Linked DNA regions of Homo sapiens: region 2 is linked to region 1. The links are chromatin loops, found by intact Hi-C in ENCODE. Cell type or tissue: GM12878. All regions are shown on one strand. Links, peaks and the distances in the headings refer to the core of each region. The heading gives the core; the rest is flanking DNA. Region 1 has its middle 49 kb from the start of LINC00540. Region 2 overlaps LINC00540 (long intergenic non-protein coding RNA 540).

Region 1 (8,349 bases), core at 113-8,112:
ATAAAGAACTAAAAGAAATCAAGAAAACAATATATGAAAAAATAGAGAATATCAATAAAGAAACAGAAATTATTTTTAAAAAGAACCAAATAGAAATTCTGGAGCTTAAAGTAAAACAACTGAAATAAAATATTTACTAAAGGAGTTAAATTGCACATTCAAGCAGACAGAAGAATCAGTGAACTTAAAGAGAATGTAATTAAAATTAGTCTGACAAGCAGAAAGAAAAATATGAAGAAAAATTAAGAGCCTAAGGGTCCTATGGCACACTATGAACTATACTAACACACATATTATAAAAGTCATAAAGAGAAAAGAGAGAAAAGAGCAGAAACATTTGTAAAGAAATAATGGCCCAAAACTTTCTAAGTTTGATGACAGATGTGAAGCTACACACAAAATACTCAACTTTAAGCAGAGTAAACTCAGAGATCCACAGGGACATATTATAATCAAGCTGTAGAAAGTCCTAGTTAACAGAAAAATTTGAAAACAGTAAAAGAGAAGCAATTTGTCACACACAAAGGATCCTCAATAAGGTTAATAACTGATTTTTCATCAGAAACTATGGAGGCCAAAAGGCAGTGAGATATATTTAAAGTACTGAATTTTTAAAAGCTGTTAAGCCAAGATTTCCATGGCTTCAAAAATGAAGGCTAAATTAAGACCTTCCCCAATAGACAAAAGCTAAAGGGATCTGTCACTAGTAAACCTGCACTACAATAAATGCTAAAGGGAGTTTTTTAAACTGAAACTAAAGGACACTAGATGGTAACTCAAAGCCCTATGAAGAAATAAAGATCACTCATAAAGTTAACTACATATGTAAATATAAAACTCAACATTATTGTACTTTTGGTTTATAAACACTCTTTTTGTTTTCTATATGATTTAAAAGACAATTACATAAAACAGTAATTATAAATCTATGTTAATGGGCATACAACATATAAAGATGTAATAGGTAACAACAGCAAGATAAAGAAAGATGGAGTTGCATAAGAGTAGAGTTAAAGTATATTATTGAAGCTAAGTTGATATCACTTCAAACTAGTTATACATTTAATATACCCCTGGCGACCACTAAAAAAAAACTTTAAAATATACAGAAAATAAAATAAAAAAGGAATCAAAATGGTATATTAGACAAAAGTCAATCAAACACAAAGAAAGCCTGTACTGGAGGAATTCAAGAACAATAACAACAAAAAGATATAAGACATATAGAAAACATATAGCACAATGGCAGAAGTAAATTCCTCATTATCAGTAATCCGTTTAAATGGTTAATAATCAGTAAATGGTTAAACTCACCAATTCAAAGACAGAAAATGGAAGAATGGATAACATAAACATGATCTGACAATGTTCTGCTTACAAGAGACTTATTTTAGAACCAAAGACAAAAATAAGTTGAAAGTGAAAAGATAAAAAAATTCCATGCAAATAGTAACCAACAAAGAACTGGGTGGCTATGCTAATATCAGAAAAAATAAATTTTAAGTCAAAAATTGTGACAGGAGACAGATGGACATTTTATATTGATAAAACGGTTAGTGCATTATGAAGTTATAACAATTATAAACACAGATGTAACAAACAGAGACCTAAGATACATGAAGCAAATATTGACAGAATTGAAGGGAGAAATAAGCACTTCTACAATAATAGTTGGAGACTTACCAAATCACTTTCCATAATAATAGAATGTCTAGGCAGAAGATTAATAAAGAAACAAAAGACTTGGACAATACTACCAACCAATTAGACTAAACGTATATACAGAATGCTTCACCAAACAGAAGAATATACACTTTCTCAATTTCACATGAAACATTTCATAGATAGAACATATGTAAGGCCATAAAACAGCTCTCAGTAAATTTTAAAAGATTGAAATCATGCAAAATATCTTTTTCGACCACAATAGAGTGAAGCTAGAAATCAGTAACAGAAGAAAAACTGAAAATTTTGCAAATACATAAAAATTAAACAACACCCATTTAAACAGCCCAATAAAGGAAATCAATAGGGAAATTAGAAAATACTTTGAGACAAAAGAAAACAAAAACTCAATATACCAAAACTTATAAGAAACAATGAAAGCAGTACTCAGAGGGAAATTTATAGCTGTAAACGTCTACATTAGAAAAGAAGAAAGATCTCAAATCAACAACCTTACTTTAAACTTTAAGGAACTACATAAAGAAGAGCAAACTAAACCCAAAGCCGGTAGGAAAAAGGAAATAATAAGGATTAGGGCAGAGATAAGAAAAGCAGAGGATATAAAAACAGTAAAATTAACAAAACCGTAAGTTTGTTCTTTGAAAGGATAGAATATAATGGATAAATCATTAGTTAGACTGTGAGAAAAAACAGATAAAACACAAGTAACTAAAATCAAAAATGAAAGTAAGGACATTACTGTCAACCTTACAGAAACTATAGAGATTAGATGCCCTAACAATTATGCAATCTAGATGACATGGACAGATTCCTAGAACACACAAACTGAAAATGCTGACTCAAGAAGAAGTAGAAAATCTCAAAGGACCTACAAGAGGATAAATCCATAATCAAAACCTCTCAACAAGACAATTCCAGGACAAGATGCCTTTACTGGTGAATTCTACTAAACATGTAAAGAAGAATTAACACCAATTATACTCAAATATTTTTCCAAAAATTAGAAGAGGAGGGAACACTTCCTAACACATCTATAAAGCCAGGATTATTCTAGTACCAAAGTCAGACAAAGATACTACAAGCAAACTACAGACAAACATCTCTTAGGAATGCAGACATACACACACATACACATACACACATACACACACATACCACAGCTCAACAAAATACTAGCAAATTAATATTAACAGCACTTTTTTTTGAGACAGGGTCTAATTCTGTTGCCCAGGTTAAATAGCAGCGGTGCAATGACAGTTCACTGCTGCCTTGAACTTGAACTCCTGGGCTCAAGCAGTCCTCCTGCCTCAGCATCTGAGTGGCTGGGATTACAGGTGCATGCCACCATGCCTGGCTACTTAAAAAAAATTTTTTAGAGACAGGATCTCACTATATTTTCCAAGCTGGTCTCAAACTCCTAGCCTCTAGAGATCCTCCTGCCTCGGCTTCACAAAATGCTGTGATTATAGGTGTGAGCCACCATGCCTAGCCTTAACAGCATATTAACAGGATTACACACCAAGATCAAATGGTATTTATCACAGGACAGCAAGGGCAGTTCAACATAAGAAAATTAATGTAATTTACCTCATTAATAGAATTCAATACATGCAGAAAATCCACTAACAGCATTCAACATCCTTTCATACCAAAAACACTCTGAAAACTGGGACTAGCAGAGAACTTTTGCAACAAAATAAAGGTCTTTTATGAGAAAACCACAACTAACATCATACTCAATTATGAAAGCCTAAAATTTTGCCCTCAAAATCAGAACAAGAAAAGGATTGCTGCTTTCACTTCTGCTATGCATAATTATACTGCAGGTTCTAAACCAGAGCAAAGGTGCTGAATATCCTTGGTCACTAAAGAAATGCAAATCGAAACCACAATGAGAGATACCTTTTCACGCCGACTAGGATATCTTAAACCAAGAAAATGAAAAATAAGTTTGGCAAGGATATGGAGAAACAGGAACTCTCACACATTGCTACTGGGAATATAAAATTGTGCAACTACTGTGGAAAAAAGTTTGATGATTCCTCAAACAATTACAGATAGAATCAACATACGATCTATGATCCGGCAATTCTACTCCTAGGTATTCAAGAGAAAGTGAAAATGTATGTCCATACAAAAAATTATACACAAAATACTTACAGTAGTATTATTCATAATATTTGAAAGTTTAAAACAACTCAAATGTTCGTCACTGGATGAATGGATAAAGAAATTGTGGCATGTACATGTCATGGAATATTATTCAACCATAAAAAGAAACAAAGTACTGTTATACTTGGATGAATCTAAGAAAAATGATGTTAAGTTAAAGAAGTCAGGCACAAAAGGTCACATATTCTATTATTTGCATTATATGATGTATTAGTTAGGGTTCTTCATAGAAACAAAACCAAGAACCAACAGGAGACAGAGTGTGTGTGTGTGTGTGTGTGTGTGTGTGTGTGTGTGTGTGTGTGTACAAACAAAAAGAACAGGTAATATCTACAATAGAGGTTTCTTCTTCCTAAAATGACATTGCCCTTCCTCAAAAACGCCGGGAAAAAGCTGTATCTCTCATCCTCAAAACACATGAGCAGAAAGCACAAGTTAGAGAGGGCTCTGGGGAACAGAGAAGTCAGCAACAACTATTTAATTGATCTCGTCAATTAAATCTAGTCCACAGTGCGACATACCAACTTCCTACCCATGTAGAAAAATAATGTAACGCCCAAGAGGTGTGTGTGTATGTGTGTTTAAACTAAAGATATTGTATTCACTGTAATGTCAAAGTAAAAATCAGAGAAAATAAGTTTGTTAGTCCAGGCTCTTGCCAATGCAAGATTATTCCCTAAGCTGGGACTGCAAGTGTTTTGTCTAGGACAGTTTCGAATGACTCAGATGAGAAGGGCTCCACGTCATTCTGTGGAAAATGAGGCTACAGCCCAGAAAACTATGGAAACATATCCCATGTCCTTACTTTCAAATTTCACTTTGCTTGGGTTGGATTTCTCTGAGGTATGCTATTTAAAAAGACCCCTAAACACACACACACACACACACACACACACACACACACACACACACACACACGGACCTCTCTCTCTCTCCTCTCTCTTTTCTCCATCTCTCTCTCTGCCCCCATCTCTAATCATCACTCTTAACGTGGTTCTACCTGCTCCTAAGACGGCTAAGATTTACTTGTACATAAAATGCTAAAAAAGAGCATAAAATGCTAATAAATTAATAGACTAATGAATGAAATGAAACGAAATCAGCCTTCACTTTATTCCCTTGAATAGGCACAATAGCGTAGTAGAATGAAACTGCTGGTCTAGGAGTCTTCAATGCCCATTCACTGGACATGCTATCTCATCAAGTCATTGTCCTTGAATCTTAGATCCTTCACGTATACAATAAGGAAATTTATACCCTCTATGCTTTTAAAGTATTTTGGAAAATCAAATGAAATGAGAGACACTAAAATGCTATGTGGGTGAACTACTACTGTTTACATCTCTGTTTCTTTTCATTTTTTGCATTGTTTTTCAAGTTTATTTCTGTATTTTTGGTCACAAGATAAAATTGAACGTATTTATCATGTACAATATAGTGTTTTCACATTGGTGTTTGTTTTGTTTCCTTTTAAAGGGCAACTTTATGAAGTGTCACAAAAGAGATATAAAGTACAAAAGTATAAAGTAAAAAGTATAAAGGCCTGGAACAAAACTGAATCACAACTTTTAAGCTCCTTTCTTAAATTCCATCTTACAGTTACAAAAAGTCATTCTTATTTTTCATATGAACCTCTTCAAAGGTCAAGTTTTATTTTAGATGAAGAAGTATCACATATAGAATAAAGATTATAAATATTAACAGCAACCACTGCTGCTTTAATCTGTGACATAATGCATATGTTCATCCAGTTCCAAGTTAATGTTGTTATTACTACTGTTCAAAATTAGAGAAATTCCATATTGCTAAATATTTTGCAGGTTTCTGCTTTATATAGCTATCTTGACGGATATCAGTCTTCTCTCCCAAATGTGTAATATTTTCAAATATAAACAGACACTAAAAGAAACTAAATGTGGATTGTGGGTAACATTAATAATCTTGCATTACAGATTTCCAAGGCTACATTCAAGAGACTTAAGTGTGTAGCGCACCAATAACTATTATACTGAGTGTCACTATTATAAACACATTGATTGACTCCTCCATTTTTCAAATTTAAACATACTTTAAAGTTTAGCATTAGTCAATTAATCATCCCAAGATATTAAAAGCTAGAAAAGGCTTTGAGAGATATGTTCATCAGTAGCAAAATTCCTGACCCCCTTATTTTAAATAATCTCCCTTTGTCAGTGTCTACTGACACTGTCAGGTCAGGAGGTATACTCCATTTTCCTTCACTCTTAATAATTTCTTTTTAAAAACCGACTATAATAAATAGTATCTCAAAGTGTGTAAGTGTGTCCATTTTTGCTTTTTATTTCTCCTTTTTCATGAACCAGGAACATTTAAAGTTTTATTTTTCTGATCTATTAAAAAACTAAATGTTGGATTAAAGTATCCTTTCTGAAATTTTTACTTGTTGCATTTTTTTATTTCATTAAGATTGGCTGTGGCCTTTATTAATTCTCTCTTCCCAGTTTCTTCAGTTTTTGTTTTTCCGTTTCTAATTCCTTATGATAGATTTCTGTCTTCATTTTTCCTTAGTTCCTTTATTTTTAGTATTTATTCTTTAGTGACAAAGTAATTTAAAATAAAAAATGTCCCTCTGAGTTCAGCTCTACCCCATCACACTTAGTGTGAAGTTTTCTCCTTATTGCTTTCTAGATAGGTTGTGATTTCCCTCTTAATTTTGTCTTTGATCCAAAAATTTTATCCAAGTGTGTTTCTTAGTATTCAAGTAGGAAAATGATTTTTGTGACCACTCAGTAGTCTTTGTGGCCTAAAAAATCTCTATTTATTTTTTCTTCGTAGGTAATTTAATGAGCACTTTTTTTGTGTGAAAGTCATACCAAGTATGTATGGCCTCCTTTGAAAAACGCAAGCTTACGTTTATGGTTATTGTTTGTTGATTGTGTATTCATTACTGCAAGACTAATTTATTTTGCCTGCTAGATCTGTCCATTTTCCAAAACAGTATATTAAAGTTTCCTGCTACAAACATGTTCCTATTACATACTGCATTTTGCATAGTTATTGCCTTGTATATTTTTCTGATATATTTTTATGCGTAGAAATTTAGGAATGTTATAATTTCTTTTTATCATCACATAATACCCCTGCTTAACCTTAAATGCAAGAGTATTTTAATATATTATCATATTAATGATATTGTGATATTAGTATATTGCCTTTCCCACTTTCTACTTTTTAGGGTTTTTAAATAAGTGTTTTGTTAGTTTTATTTTGTTTAATATTGCCTTGTGTTTAATTATCTTCACAACCTTATGTTCTAGCTTTCTGTATTTATTTGTTTTAAGTGTTATCATATAGCATATAACTGGGTTTTGTGTTATAATGCAAAAATAACAATCATCTTTAATGAAAGCATTCAGCCCACTTGCATATACCATAATGGCTAAGATGCCTTGATTATATATTTTTTATCTTACCTTATGATTGCTAAATATTTCAAATTGCTTCTTAGTTTTGTTACTTTGATCCATTCTCTAATAATTCTATTTTTTCCTCTTATTAATTTACAAATTCTACCATACTTTTCCATTTCATTAATAGTTACCTCTCATAATTAGATATACATTTCCTACTATCTTTTAAAAGCAACTGACCAAGTATTTCCCCACCTAGATGTATTGTTTCACTATTAAAGATGGGTTTTCCCCACCAAAATGATTTTTTCCTCATTATATCCATCTCTTTATAATTATGTTCTGTTTGAAATATTTTGTCCACTTGAACTTCTAGTTCTCAAACTTTAGTCTCAACTATAACTATCTCATCTTTAATTCATCAGTCAATTATTTGTTTGGAAAATCATGTGACATAGCTTGGCAGTTTTGTCCCTTGTGAATCTCATGTTAAAATTTGAACCCCACTGTTGGAAGTGGGCCTGGTGGGCGGTATTAGGGTCATAGGATCAGATCCCACATGAATGGCTTGGTGCTGTCCTTTCAGTAATGAATGAGTTCTCACTCTACTAGCTCACAGGAGAGCTGGTTGTTTCAAGGGGCCTAGCACCTTCTCCCCTCCCTCTTGCTCCTGGCTCTTTCCATGTGACATGCCTGCTGCCCTTCTGCTTTCCACCATGATTAGAAGCTTCCTGAGGCCTCCCAGAAGCAGATACTGGTGGCATGCTTCCTGTACAGCCTACAGAACCATGAACCAAATAAATCTCTTTTCTGTATAAATGACCCAGTCTCATGTATTTCTTTATAGCAACGTAAAATGTACTAATACATCATATTTTCAACTTTAGAAAGTTAAGTACTTTTTAAAATGTAGTATTTTGTTTCTGCCTTTTGTTCTTTCTGTTTAGGTTTATGTTGTGTTTCTTCTGACCACTCTTCCTTCTCTGGATATTAAAAGGGACTTGTATTTGGACAGGAATGTGGTTCTATAGAGTCCAGGGGATAGCACAGCACCCTTGCATGTGATGGAAGGGAAAGTGGTGTCTCCCCTTTTAGAATTGTG
Region 2 (8,349 bases), core at 298-8,297, 120 kb before region 1:
GCTACTCGGGAGGCTGAGGCAGGAGAATGGCATGAACCTGGGAGGCGGAGCTTGCAGTGAGCCAAGATCGCACCACTGCACTCTAGCCTAGGCAACACAGCGAGACTCTGTCTCAAAGAAAAAAAAAAGAAAGCCCATAAATATAACCTTGTTGTTTTTAGCACATTTTTCATTAAATTTATTTCAAGGTACTTTATCATTTGTATGGGATTGTAAATTGGGTCTTCTCTTGCTGTATAGATTCTGTATATATTCTGCATATTCATTTTGAGTGCCTCTAATTTATGGAAGAGTTTTTCAGTTAATTGTCTAGACTATTTGAAGATATGCTACTATACAATTTGCCAACAAATAAAATTGTACCCTTCCTTTTTTCAATTTTCAGTTTTTAAACTTTATTCTCTTGTCACATTGCATTGGCTTATAGCTCCAGAAAAGTGCTAAAGACCAGAGACAGCAAACACCCTGGTCCTATCTCTTATTTTAATGGGAATGTTTCTAACATTTTTTTCTTGCTAGTCATAATACTATCTTTAGCATTATTATAAATATATTTTATCGTGTCAATGAAGAATTCATCTACACTTGTTTTATAACAAATTTTCTTTTTATTAAGATTGGCTATTACTTATTCCTTTGTAATATCTGGGGAGATTAGCATATAATTTTTATGCTTAAATTCATTAATGTGGATGAGAATAGATTTATAAATATTAAATAGGCTTGCATTCCTGAAATAAACACATTGATCATGGTATTTTTTAATGTTATGGAATCCTATATGTTAACATTGTATTTGTTTTCATATTATTATTTATAAATCATATTGGACTCGCCCATTTTTAATGGATATTGGTTTTGTGGTCAGTGTGAAAAGGACTCCCTGGCAGGGCGCTTGGCCTCCCCACTGAACCCAGTTGTCCCCAGATGGAAGAAGAGAGTCCCTTCACACCTGCAGAAACAGGATCACTGCCCTGGCCCTGGCCCTAGGTGTCGGCCCTTGGCATAACTCTTGTTCAATCCTTGATAGCTGGTGCTCCAGCCCACCTGGTGTTTTCAGTAGGATTCCCATTGGATCCAAGGAGAAATGGGCCTATCTGGGCTGCCTTCTGCCAGGCCTGGGGTTCTCTTTCTTGTTAGGTTAGATGCCTGGATAAGACACAGGACACTGGCTCTGCGTTGTCCCTCACCCGTATGGATCCCTCATCAGTCCCCACCTTCCTCTTCCTTTTTTTGGTACCCTCCTTTGGTTGTCTCTTAGGTTATTTCCAGAGTTTAAAGTTGTATTTAGCAGGGAGGAGCAGGAAGAGAGGACTTGTTCAGACCTCAAGTTCGCAGTTAACTGAATAGATACTAGATGAAATCGCAGCATTCATAATAGTGATGTCATTAATACCAATCTCAGTGACTGCAGATTTCAGGACAAAAAAAACAAAACATGTCCTTTGCCTAACCCTTCAGTACACTTATTTTTAAAGTGGGCCTCCATTTTGTAAAGCTGGCGTCAACAGAATGATCAGAGATGTGCGCAGCTTCCACTTGTTTCTAAACATTCGTGAATTTGGCTTCTTGTCTTATTTTATTTTTTCCCCCCAACACCTCTGTGTCATCACAGTGAACACATATGGCTTTTTTCTTTTCTAGTAAACAACTAAAGATTTTCTACCCCCATTTCTTTCTCCCGTATCTCTTTTCTGCTAACATGATATCCCATAATAATTTTGATAATGTGATGTCACAATGGCCTCCTCATCTCATTGAGGCTCTATAAACTCCATTAATCTTCTATTCCTACAAACACCAGATCCTTCGTAACAAGCTCTAAGATGTAGGCTTCAGCATCACACAGGTGTTTTGATACTTGACAGTACTTAGAAGAATTGGGCCACCAATTATCCTGGAAATCTGGGCATATTTTGGTACAATTTTTGAGCCATGTAGAAGGTTCACAACTGTATACTTTAGGGTGAGATGTATGAAGACAAGTGGAGCTTCCTTGTTTCTTGGGGCTGATCCAGTTTCTCAGTTTGTCAAACTTAGTCTGATCCAATAATTCAAATATTTCCTTAAGGAAATTCTGGGTGTTCTATATCTTTTGCTCTTCTCCAAGGTAACTTCCAGGCCTTTTAGGTGAGCCTGTTGCAGTCTGGCTGTGGCATGAGTGCCAGAGAGCAGGGCCCTACAAATGCATAGCATTCTGCAATCTCCCCTGTGCTCTAGGTGAGCTGCCCCCCTGCCTTGAGCCCACAGCACTGCAGTGTGCCTAACTCCACAGCCATCCAGGCATCGTGATGGCACTTCTTTCCAAAATCCTTGGTCTCAGCCACCTGCCTCATCCCTGAAGAATTTGCAAACTGCAGCCTTGGTCTCAAGCCTAGGAGTTTTGACTCCTTCATCATTTTCTGCAGGGACTTTAAAAATCTCCTGCACACCACACACAGGCTGTGGGACCAGGAGCCTGCCTCAGTCCTGTTTGTTTTGCCTCCTCTTTCGGCCAACCACACATCATGCTGGATGCCAACTGACCCCAGCTTCTCCTGGGAGAAACAGCTTTCCAGCTACAGTACTTCTCCTGGAATGTCCTTGGGGTTTTGCCCTACCTCTAGCTAAAACTCTCCCACTCCCAACCCCACTGGGGTTCTATCCATGAAAGGAGAGATAGGATGCACACTGACTTTTCTACCTTAGCACTTTCTTTTTTATTTCTTCCATCACCTTCCCGGCCAGGAAAATGGGGCACTCTTATTTCTCCTTGCATTTCCTCAATCTCATACTCCCTCCCTTCTTCATATGGAATTCAATCTCTGGGACCCTTATTCTCTGGGACTCACTCTTGTGTCAGGAGAAGTCCCCCTATCAATAAAGGAGTACAAATCAGTGATTTTCAAAGTATTATACCTGTAATACACAAAGACACTTACTGACCTATTTTGTCCTCTCTGTTTGAAGCACATTCTTCATCACATCTTGCTCACTAGAGAATGCTATCAGCAAAAATCTTCAGCTCATGTAATATTGATTGGGGTGGATGAAGGTGTATGTGTGCATTTCAACTTTAAGACAAGTGAGAATTAATAACCAGATAAAATTAGCAACATCGAGTCTAGTAATAACACATACCACATTGTCATTTCCTGCCAGAGGAACACTGGAGGCATGTTCAAACATTTATCACTATTTAGTATCCAGTTTTCATGAAGTATTTTACTGTCATCCCTAATTAATTCTACCTTTCAACAAGAAGCTTGGGATTGGCTGCTATTGTTATTCTACTCTTATATGTCAGGGAACTGAAGCAGAGGTTAATTAAATGACTTACTCTTATACCCATAGGCTACGTTGGCAAGGCTGTGTCTTAACAGGGTTGCTGGCACAGATGGCCCAAAAGATGGAAATTTAAGTAACCCTGTTCCAGCAGGGGGCACCAGCTACATTACAAATTTGGGTACACCCTAGTATTCTGCTGGTTCAAAATCTTACAAGATGGTATACCCAAGAAAAGTATAGACTCCAAGTGTTGTGAAGAGGACACCGTTCCCTAGTATCCCTCGCACCGAATACAGTTCTTGGGATATAGACAGACTAACAAATCAATAGTCATCTTCCTAGCATGTTTTAAACAGTTCAAGACAGGAGTTCTTACTCCCAAAGTTCAACCCATGATGATTTCTATAATCTTATAATCACAGTTATACTTTCATTCCTTTCGGTCTTAAGAATTTGAAGGCCTCATTTTTAAAACCCTGTAATAAAAATCTCTTGGAAAGGCAACTCCATTAATGGAAATGCTCCGGTCAGTGCTTACGGAATTGGAGAAGCGCAAAGCATAAGAAGGAAGAGTGTGTGGTTACAGGATGGGCAAGACGGTCTCCAAGAAAGTGATGCAGGGACACCACCAATCAACTGACTTCCTGCGTCACGCTCTTATTTAGAGTTATGTCTTCTAGATTTAGTGAGTTCTAAACTCTTGCCTCTTTATATATCCCTTAGGTGATACAGTTTAAAGAAAAGCACTTAGGCAGAATTTAGTTCTAATTTTGGGTCCATTGTGAGCCACAGGAAGCAGTTTAAAATTTTCATTGAAAAGAAGGTGTTTTCAAACAGCCAGAAAAGTTCCCTTTAATTTTTCATATCTATTTGCCTAAATAGATACAATGAACTCATCCAGTGTCAAATCAGTAATATGAGTACGAATTATTTGAAGATCTTATTAAAATGCAGATTCTGGTTTTGTAGGCCTAGGGAGGGGTCTGAGATTCCTCATTTCTCACCAGCTCCCACTGTTGTTGGTCCCTATGGAACATATACTGAGTAGCAAGAAGCTAGATGACAAAACAGGATCCATCTTCCTCAGCTTTCAGAGATGGATTGTGCAGAAAGCAGTCTAGAATTCATTAAGATACCCTCTGCCTCTCCACATCAAAGAGGCCATTTCAAAAAAGGGTGTCACATAAGCAAAATGCTTTAAACTCCAAGTGAAAGACGATCTCCAATGAAGGAGTTACTCCTGGTTCTTCTAGATGAGGGAAGCACAAAAGTTCCTAGAGACATAGAAAGACCCTGTCTTTTAAACCTTCTATATTCTTTGCAGTAAAATCAAGATGTAAAAGTTGAGACCTCTACTTCTTTGGGAGGATTGCTTTTAACCTAGAAAACAACACAGCAGTTGTTCAGCATTTTGTTTTAAAGGTGTACTAATAGAAATAGCCTCCAAGTGCATTGCACCAAATTGATGCAAGATCTACATTGAAATTTTTATGTTGACTAATTCCTTATAAAAACAGAATTGATATATTATTGGTCTAGAGGCAGGTGAGGGGGAAGAGGGTAGAAAGTGCTCTGGATGGGGAAGAGGAAGAAAACACTTATTAAGTGATACATACAGCGTGTTAGACAATGTATTATAAACTTGGTGTTCCTAATAGTCCAATGAGTAAATAATACTAGCTTCATTTTACAAGTAAAGAAACTGAGATTTAAGAAAGTTAATCATCTAGTTCAAGTTTGCACAACTATTGGAAGCAGTAAAGCCTGCACCAGCATCGGCCTCACCCTGTTAAAACACAGATGGCTAGGCCCGCCCCTGGAGTTTCTGATTGAGTGGGTCTTGGGTGAAGCCCAAGAACCTGCCTTTCAAAGGAGCTCCCAGTGATGCAGAGGCTGCCCGTCTGGGGACCACAGTAAGAGCCGCAGCTGGTTCTAGGCCAGGTGGTTCCACGGATGAGATCAAGCTTTGTGGATCTCAGGAAACATGGATGCACTTAGAAGAACAATGTTAAAAACCTGGATCCTAAACAGAGTGGCCCAGGAAGAATCCAATTTAAGCCACTATGCATGCTATTGTGTTTGAAGACATTATTTGTAATACACTTTAATGGAAAACAAGGAAAGAAAAATCAGAAATTCTCTTTGGCATCATTTTCTGTATTTTTACTGTTGATAACAAAGAAATCAAAAAATAAATGTTATATGATACACACAAACACACACACGTCTATCTTCAGAAAAGAAACATACATATATTTGGAAGGAGTTGTAGTTTTTCATTTTCCATGTGAAAAATTGAGGATATTCTTCTCCAGCTTGATTGTTAACCATCAACTAATTTCTCGCTACCCTCATACAGTACAAAACAACGTGGAGAATTTTTATGAGGCAAAATTTATACCAAAAACTCCCCTCCATCTCTCCTCCATATTGTGAATGAGACCCTACAGTGACGAAGACTCCTTTTCTATCTTTCTAGATTCCTGAGGCATATTTCCGAATTTGGAGTCAGTCTATTTGACAAGTAGAGGCACATCTCTACCACGGGGCCCCCATCTGTGGGTGTGCATGCGTTTCAGCCATGAGAGTGACAGAGGCCAGAACACGTGGCTAGACTCTCGCCAAGTCCATCAGACCGTTGTTAAGAGGGCTGGAAGAGCCAAACCACAGCACCATCAATGCTGTGATTTATGCTTTGAAAACACTCCAAGTGGAGCAGCCACACATTTATCAATACTAATGCAGGAACTGCATCTGTGAGAAAAATAAGAAAAACAGACAAACAAAAGGGGTAGTAGTGCTTACACTCTGTAAAGGAAGGGTGTCCCGTAGTTTAATAACCTTTTCTATCCCAACTAAACCCTATCTCAGCATATCTTTTTAAAAAGTGGTGATTTCTCCTGAGCAATAAGCAATCTAGACCAAAATCTCCTTGATGATAAGAGGCCATTTCTGATATACTTTGGTTTTCCTACTTTCTGAACTGGCTCAGATGTGCTTACAGGTTGCAGAGGCAGTGCAGAAGTCAAACACAACCTTGGATGCGTCATCGCTTCTGGCTCTGCAGGCCCTCTCTGGACCAGTGTTTTCTGCTGTCCTTCCTTCTGTGCCTACTTGTGTCCCTTTGCTGGGAACTGACTCATCCAGAGCCTTTGGATTTGCACTTGATGCCTGGGTCTGGACTCTGCTTTTGTTCCTAGGCATTGTCTCCAGTTCTCTCTCTTCCTTTCCAAATGCTACGGCCAGCTCTGCCCACTGGGGATCCCTGCATGGCTCCTAGAACCCTGGTACTGATGCAATCACTGGCCAAGTGGCCCAAATGGAAAAGTGGGTGAGGGGAGACTTCAGACGCTCACACAGCACCTAATAAGTAACTGCACAACGAGGGTTTCATAAGGGATGGAGGAAGAAAGGAAGGAAGGAAGGAAGGAAGGAAGGAAGGAAGGAAAAGAGGATGGGAACACAGGGTGCAATGAGGAAGGGTACTCTAGCCTGCCTGGGCAGGTCACCAGCAAATGTCTATAGAAAGCCCAGAAGCAAGTGGGGCCACAGGCCTCAGAGCTGATGTCCACGTGATTCCTTTATTCTCTTTCCACCACTGATCTCAAATTACAGTTCCTGTGCAGATATTTAATAAACTTCTAGAAGTATGTTAATAAAATCTTCATACTTTCATACTCCCTAATATGCCTTTCATTCCATTCTATTTCAAGAAAGCCATTATGTTTTAGTAATTTTACTCAGATAGGTCTTCATGAAGATACATATTTTTCTTAATGGAAGATGTTTTTGAAAGCTTTTCTTCTCTTCTACCTCCATTCGCAGTCACTTTAGAACCAAAAAAAAGAAAAGCTAAGTTGAGGAATCTCCCAGTTCTTCTATTTGCTTTTGAATGGCAAAAGTTCCCCAGTTCTTATCAGAATAGCTCATCCGTTCACCTATTAATCACAGGAGGACCACTGAATGTCCAGATTGCTGCAGGCCACCTCCTACGACACAGAAGATCCTTCTGTGAAGAAGCATAAACGAACAATTTTGACTCATCGTCCATTCTAAAGGAAACAGCACAAACAAAAAGTGCGTGTGTCCATTATGGAGAAATCCGTAATTTTATTCTCAGCAATCCAACTCTGTTGAATCCTGTGGAGTACATGGAAAAAAGATAGGATCATTGGAAATGCTACAAAGAGTTTTCGAAATGAAATTTTAGCTCAGGCTTTGACACTTACCACACATGTACTTTTTTAAAAAGCTGCATGACATGATGTTACAATTAAAAAGAAAACATCAAAACATGTTGTCACATGCAAATATAAAACAATGGGCCGTGTCTTAGAGCATCTGCTTCAAGTTAACTACAGATGTGAAATGTTGATAGAAATTATTATCATTGGTGGGTGTTTTGTACTTTACATTATATCACGATTTACTTAATTGGTTCAGACATATTTTAATAAATTTGATCTTAATCCAACCAGGCAGAAGTGTTCTGAAAAATTTACGTAATTGTTATTATAATACCTGAATGCGCTCAAGTAAAGTGCTTTCAACAGTGTCTAGGTATTTAGGAATTTGGAGTTTGGTTTTCAGAGTCTATGAAAATCCCATAGACATTACAATATAAGGCTCTTTTTCCATCTGAAGAAATTTTTACTCCTTTAATGGAAAATCTCAGAGAGAATTTTGGAAAAAGACAAAAAAGGGAGACAGAAGGCCTTTAATTAACATATTTTACATCAAATCACATGTATCGTTCTCTTGGCTCTGCACCTAGGACCTGTCCCCACTGGATGGTGACAGAGGCAGATCACAGCAAGACAGCCTAGCTACTGAAGGCATGTGGCTGAGAGAATCCTGGTGTTCCAGGTGAAAGTTCCAAGACGCTGCATCTTCAGGTCACTCTGGGGTCAAAGATAGTTTCCCATGAGGCTTAGTGGCCAATTGCAGTTCAGAAATAAATAAAAACAATAGAAATAGATAAGCATCCATGTTGATGAATATTGCACTGTACCTGGCACATAATAAACACTCAACAAAATGAAATAAAGCAAAATAAGATTAAACACCAAGAGAACATCGTGA

What was found. Peaks named below come from ENCODE experiments on the same cell type or tissue, not always from the same donor. Only the 100,000 strongest peaks of a DNase experiment are listed, where the experiment ranks them.
Region 2: a loop joins it to region 1, with 2.1 times the contacts of the local background. A loop is called at or near these places in 3 of 110 quality-filtered maps.

What each region holds. Positions count from the first base shown.
Region 1 is chr13:22,157,212-22,165,560 of GRCh38, reverse strand. No RefSeq gene overlaps it. Among named protein-coding and RNA genes, the nearest start is that of LINC00540, 49 kb to the left of the region's middle. RefSeq lists an enhancer at 3,445-3,534. In GM12878, for the core only: no CTCF peak of the experiment used is centred there; DNase peaks (open chromatin) are centred at 2,499 and 3,480; H3K4me3 peaks cover 1,704 bases; H3K27ac peaks cover 2,047 bases.
Region 2 is chr13:22,273,581-22,281,929 of GRCh38, reverse strand. It overlaps LINC00540 (long intergenic non-protein coding RNA 540), which reads right to left. Exons shown (of 2, transcript NR_103810.1): 2 at 5,409-7,407. Among named protein-coding and RNA genes, the nearest start is that of LINC00540, 67 kb to the right of the region's middle. In GM12878, for the core only: a CTCF peak has its summit at 3,407 (motif pointing right); a DNase peak (open chromatin) is centred at 3,409.